Linked DNA regions of Mus musculus: region 2 is linked to region 1. A link is a contact called in ENCODE Hi-C or POLR2A ChIA-PET data. All regions are on one chromosome and are shown on one strand. The core of a region is the stretch at or near the end of the contact, and the rest is flanking DNA. Distances in the headings are between cores, read along the strand shown. Region 1 holds the start of Aspn (asporin). Region 2 holds the start of Omd (osteomodulin).

What was found. A loop is a pair of places that touch in the nucleus more often than their neighbours do. ChIA-PET counts read pairs that join two places held with the same protein, here RNA polymerase II (POLR2A).
Region 2: a loop to region 1 is called in a map of heart, with 2.3 times the contacts of the local background. The contact joins the promoter of Omd here to the promoter of Aspn in region 1. A Hi-C loop is called at or near these places in 2 of 37 maps with a recorded cell type or tissue (both heart). POLR2A ChIA-PET finds 5 or more read pairs at or near these places in 1 of 5 experiments (Patski).

The regions. Positions count from the first base shown.
Region 1 is chr13:49,542,534-49,545,914 of GRCm38, forward strand. It overlaps Aspn (asporin), which reads left to right and starts at 1,910. Exons shown (of 8, transcript NM_025711.3): 1 at 1,910-2,184. All of the region lies in intron 5 of Cenpp (centromere protein P), which reads right to left.
Region 2 is chr13:49,580,875-49,584,255 of GRCm38, forward strand. Omd (osteomodulin) reads left to right here and starts at 1,588. Exons shown (of 3, transcript NM_001360708.1): 1 at 1,588-1,939. The region is part of intron 5 of Cenpp (centromere protein P); the gene reads right to left.

The sequences.
Region 1 (3,381 bases), core at 660-3,159:
TTAGTAATTTATCTCATTTGTAACATAATATAACCACAACTTCTAAAGATGCTGTTCTAATTTAACTAGTTCTTCAATGTTTAGAGCAAAACACAAGAGAAAGGTAGGGAAAAAAAATAACCAAAATCGTAGAAAAGCAAAAGAATTAGGTTCTCTAGAGACCTAAGGGTCTACTTCCGAGGTGACTTTTCTCAGACTGCAGGAGGAAATGTCAGCTTCCCATGCTGATGGGGTTGGGGAGCCCCTCAGTCCCAGCTTGCTTACCCTGCTGTACCCTGGGCAAAGTTAGGATACAGCATCAACTCTCACCCAGCTAAAACACATGCATACAATTCCCAAATAAAACTTTCAAATGCTCATGACAATCCTTCAAAAGGTAATTACCTCTGTTGAAATGTTCATAATATGTGTCACATTCCTACAATGTTTATAGTAGTGAGATGAACTATCACTAACCACAATGACACCGGTGACTTTCAAACCCATAATGTTGAATGAAGAAAAACAGACACATGAAGAATGTGGACACAGGTAACTTTCAAAACCTTAGTGTTGGATAAAAAAAGATAAGACACATGAAGAATGTATTATGTGATGGCGCGTGAACAAAGCTCAAAAGTAAGCTCTGATGCTGAATTATCTTTGTCGGGGAAGAGGAGAGGGATTCAGATTCTTGATCAAGAATTAGGACTCATTGAGCTGTACCATTATGGTATGTTTACCTCTTTGAATATGTTTTAATAAAATATTAAAATATAAAACCTGTCATTGTGTAGGACAAACTGAATTTCACTCATGACCTTCCTTTTTATGTCTATGCACTGATAGAATTCAGGCAGAGGTTGGCTGCTCTGGGCACAAGGATTAATAAACTACAGTTCATAATCTCATCCTGTTTCCAATGCATCAAGTTAGCAGACACATTTACAACTAAAACATAAGTGCATAACAGAGCATGAACATCTAACTCCAAATAAGATGTTGCTGAGAGGGCTGCAGCTCACTTGAGATGCAAATAACGGGATATCTAGGAGTGCTAAGCTGCCTGTGACATCAGACTTGAGGTTAAAAGATGAGTTCTTTACCTAAGGAAGGAGAGGATGAATCCCTAATTAAGCTTCCCTGACATGTGTGAGACACAAATTTTTTATGGTTGTAACTGGCTTGATTTGTGCCATTTCTTTGCGGTGGGAACCATAGATGATACTTTTTGACTGGAGAAACTAGATTTCTGCTAACTCACTAGATACCTTCTGTACCAACTGAGTATTTCCCCTTAGGGTCAATAAACCGCCCGTTCTTACAGGATTCTGTGCTTCAAGGATGTGGGGCTGGGTAATCTCTTGGAGTGGAAAGGGGGAAATGATTTTCTTCTTGAAGAATGGCATCTCTTGAACACTAGTGAGAAGGGAGCTGAGACTCTTGCAGAGGAAAGGTGGAGTTACCTGACTCTGCTTAGTTATCTGTACCACAACAGACGCAGGCCCAGGAAGAGTTTAAAGGGCCTGGCTTGCAGTTCCCAAAGAAGTCTATTGTGGGGTTAAAAGCTTACCCCCCCCCCAAAGGCTTGAGACATCTGCTTAACATAATAGCTTCAATCACTATAAGAAAACAAAGTCATGGCTACTTAGGTACATGTAGACTTTGGGTAAACATATAATATGGGTGTTTTTTACTAAGATTGGTAATTGTTTTATTAGCCTATAAACAGTGAGTGATTTCTGAAATTAATTTATAGGTATTCATTTATGTTAGAGTTTCATAAAGTATTCTCAAATCACGTATTTCTACAGTGACTACAGTTTCAATGGCCAGTTGCCATGAATTATTAAGCTTTTTTTTTTTTAACTTCCAAATCTTCCAGTAGACGTCTAGAGTTTAGCTAGAAGTTTTGGCTATGGTACAAACAGTGATGGAAAACATATGAGCAGTAACAAGTTTTAATCTCGCTCTTCAGTACTAACATGGACTAATCTGTGGAAGCAGTTTATTCCAGTATCACCCAGGAGCAGCCACACAGAGGCTGGTAGGAGGGCTGGATTTTTGTTCTCTTTTTTTCTTTTCTTTAAATGTAACACTTCTTTATTTTTTCTTCTTGAAGAGTCTTGAGGATACTTACATTGCAGTTAAGTAGTACAGGGTGGATAAATTCTACTTTGAAGAAAACTTCTCTCCTCTGACAAGGTAGGTTTTCATGTCTGTATTACACATACCAGTATACAATTATTTTATTGTTAAACTAAGAAAGCACTAATACTACTAATAAACATGTGTGAGTTATACGGTAAAATTTAAACCAGAAGTATGTAGTTCCTTAGCATTATATAAAAAACTCTGTGAATTTTGTAACTAAAATTACTTTAGTTTTATGTCTTATAATAAAGTTATTTAAAATATTATGCATTTTGAAAACAAAGTAAAAAACTTTCACTAATGCTTTATCATATTAACATGACTGATTTTAAAAAGTAGACAACTTATACAACCTTTTAGGAAAACAATATTACTTTAATAATGTTAATGAAGTTTGAACATATTAGATATATTAAATGAAAGTTTTTTAACTATGTAAATCTATGATACCACTTTTATCTCTACCACTGAAAACCTGTACTTTTTTCTTGACAATTGTCTTATTGTACAATGAAAAAGTACTGGGCAATTATAACAGAAATCAACATAATTTCAAGAAAGAATACCTATCAGCAATAGTTTAACCAGGTTTATATTTCATATGAAAAATAGAAACTTCTTTTCATAAACCTCATACTTAGACTAACACACAAAGATTTCCTTTGTTCTTTCACAAAGTACGTTTTATTTTTTACAAAGTATATTATTATATATCTTAGATTTTAAAAATTAATAATGCTTTCACCACTTTTCTTCCAGTTATCTAAATGGAACATAGTATTCTTTCATGCTCATGTGTTCAGAGGAGTGGCAGCCAGTAAAACAGTGGCCACATGTTATAAGGACTGAGTCACAAAGTCACAAAGAACCTGAGGGGTTTCTGTGTATCTTATCAATTGCTCTAAAAGTAGCATGCTTTTTAATTTTTCTTGTAATCCAATCAAGAATCATTATGTTGAGAAAGAGAGAGAGAGAGAGAGAGAGAGAGAGAAAAGAAAACAGGGAGGAAGAGAGAGAGGGGGAGGGAGGGAGGGAGGGAGGGAGAGGGAGACACACACAGACACACACACACAGAGAGAGAGAGAGAGAGAGAGAGACAGACAGACAGACAGACAGACTGACTGACTGACTGACTGAGGGAGCAGCTGGAGCTCAAGCCCCAGCTCATGTGGAAGTATCCAAGCTGCTGTTCCTCGTTTGGTTTTGGCATGAAGCACTGTAGTGTAGTAGTGGAAAGAATGGAAGCGA
Region 2 (3,381 bases), core at 338-2,837, 38 kb after region 1:
TTTTACACAAATAGGTACTTAATTTTTTTTAAAGAGCTGAACAATGAACAAATAAATGAGAAAAATTACCTATTATATTAATTAGGCTGAACCAGGAGGCTTTCCCTAGCCAGCACTAGTATGTTGTTAAGCTTTGAGATGCCGTGTCTGTTTCAATAAAATCATAACTCTACCATATAATTTAAACTTTTTAAAACCAATTCATCTGACTTCTCTCCATTTGGTACAATGAAGTTGCCTAAGAAATCAGTAATCAGAAACTCGCCTATCCTCTTTCATTTTCAGTCACTGCCAAATGCAACATCATATACACTGCTAGCCTCCTTTAAATTTTCTAGAAACACTTTTGTTTGGGGAACAGGGGTTCTTTGTGTAGGTCTGGTCATCCTGATGACCAGGCTGTTCTGGAACTCAAAGATCTGCTTGCCTCTACTATCCAAGTGCTGGGATTAAAGGTGTGCATCACCACTTCTGGTTCTAGACTTTCAAAAAATGTGCTCTAGTATTAGTGATATATTTTCCTACCTAATCTAGAAACAAGAACAACAGAATCACTATTTTAAGACCACAACATACAATTAATAAAGAATTATATTTAAAAATTAAGTGGCTGATTTTAACTTAATCTTTTAAAAGAACTATAAGGGGACTAAAACAATGCTTGAGAAAAACATACAGATTTGTTCTTCTCCCGAGTGTGAAAGCCTGAGGTTTAAGAACAAAGACAGTAATAGGAAACATATGGAAAAGATCGGTAACTAAATGGAATCTTGGCCCAAGTGCGGTCTGCCACATTTCACATACCAATGTCTCGAGTAATAGACTAGATGTTTACAATGTTGCCAAAGCACCGTTGAAATACTATATACTTTTCTTAAATCTGAAACATTAAAATAAATCCTCTAGGTTACTTATAAAGTCTAATAGAAAACACTGTTTTGAAGAACCAAAACTTCTCAAGCTTGAAAGAATGTCTTTCCAAAAAACTCAACAGCTGATGCCAAGAGACACAGCTAACTCTGTTTAACTATGAAAACATTAGCACAAAAATGTAGCCTTGCAGTAAGCAGGCTTGCTAGCTGCAACTCTTAAGGAGGGCTCCTTCAGCAAATGAAGAAAGTTTCTAAATCCATACAATAAAAGGTAGAAGAAGTGACTGAGCAGCAGAGGCTTTTATTCGATCCCACTTAAAGACAAAGTGGACTATAAAATTATTTTGTGTACTGAGCCGAAAGGCAAGGCACTAGCATACATAGCTGAGGGAATTCATTTCTCTTTAAAAGTTATTAGTAGTCTTTATAAGTGGGAAAGCTGTGCCTTTAATCTGTGAAACCAATGCACTCTACTGCATTCTCAAAGTAAACTAGATGTGAAATGCTGTATGTTTCCACTTCTGATTCTTAGTCAAGAGTCAAAGGAAAGCACTGATGTGAATGCAAGCCTCTGTCAACCCAGGAACCGGATACAATTTTGAATTCCACCTTAAATTGCTGAGACACTGGGCTCCAGGTCACAGTGGACTTTAATCTGAAGAATTCTTTGGCATAAAAATGAAAATAAAAACAGTAATCAGTACATGTTGTTTCATTTAGTCTTGTTTGCCTTTCATATTAAGAGAAAATTCTTGCCACACCTCAAACCAAAATTAAGGAGAAAAGAAAGAAGTTAGCCACATAAATCTGACCAAGAGCACAAACATCTTACTTTGAATCCACAAAATTCTGTATAATGAAAAGAAGTACAAAATTTTAATTCAACCCAAGTGTTTTCCAAGCAGATTGTATTTACTTAAATTGCTCCAGTAATTCAAAGGACAGCCCTGTCTGCACACTGAGTTACTGTGGATTTTTAAGAAACTTCGCTAAAGAATTTAGGCATTTCTGATTCAGTTAAAGGATTGCCAATTCATCAGTCCCTGAAACTAGAGCAATCTCAACAGGTATGATGATAAAGTAATTTTCAACTCTTAAAGTATGTATTCTTACTGTTACAAAAGTGTCTTAGGGTTGCTAAATATTAAATTAGACTGCACTTATCATAAAAGCGCAATCGGGGAAGCAAAATCTGACTAAAAATTAAATTAAAATTTCGATTAAGCAAAATGTTTAAGCAAAAAGACCAGCAAGGTGAGTTTAAATTTCTGATTTAAAATGACTCAATAAGCAATATTTGTTTAGATTATTTTTAAAATAAAACTGGACAAAGGGAAAGAATCTTCGGTTAAAGGAATCAATTTCTCTTTAGTTTCTTGGGTTTGTTTTTCTGCTCTTAATTTTAAATGACAAAAAATTTGCTAAACAATTTTGCTAAAAAAAAATGCTTTGTTGTAATTTTTTCTACTGGGCAAATTTCTGATTTAGAATGTTTGTTTTCATTTGTATCATTCCCAAGACAGGAACATTTTGTCTGGTTATTAAAGGATTCTTAAGTTTAAGTTAATTACGATTTAAATGTATTGTGTATGTATGTATGTATGTATGTATGTATGTATGTATGTACGTATGTATGTATGCATGTATGTATTATTTTAACTGAGACACACTTTTTTTAAAGAGCAAAAGACTAAATTTAAAGTTGTCTTAGACAAGAATTAACAGGTACAGATGATCTTTATATCCTGGCTTCTATGGCCTATCAGTAAAACGGTTAAGAGCTTTAAAACAGTGACATGCTACAATGCTTTTACCTTTAAGTTTCCAGAACTAAGTAAATTATAACACTTTTATTAATTTGGATTAGGACCTACATTCATTTAAAAACATGAGTGTTTTTCTTCAAGTAAGAGAAATGTTATGATAAAGAAACTCTTATTGTGTTATTTGCAAAATTCATATTAATGGATAATTTCTTAAATTTTACATTGTTGCTTTGCTTTATTTTTTCTTCATCTCTCATATTTCTAATAGACAATATAAGTAAGAAATATCACATATTGTTATATAGAAATAAGTACAAAAGATAACAGCTAAGTTCTCTAACTTTTAACCATCTAAAGAAACCAGCATGGTGAATGCCTAGAGAAATAAACATTAACAGAGAAAGGCACTGCTAACAAGCCATAACCTGTGACTTAAGTCACTCATTCCATAGATCTTTGACTGCTTAGAGCAAGTGCACTGCACTGAGGCTTTGTTAAAACCTAGAGACTGGGAAATGAGATGACTCACAGTGAGTTACTCTGATGGTCTCTGAGTTATATTACAAAGAACAGGGCAGAAATTGTAGAATATGGAAGCAAAAGTAACCAAATATGCTCAGCAATGACTAAGAAGAGACTCACTGGGTAAAATGAATTAAAATCACTAAAGAGAAAGAAGGTACCACAGTGGAAGAGAGGAAGACTAGTAAAGGGCAGGATTTCAGTGGAAAAATGGCTCTCCA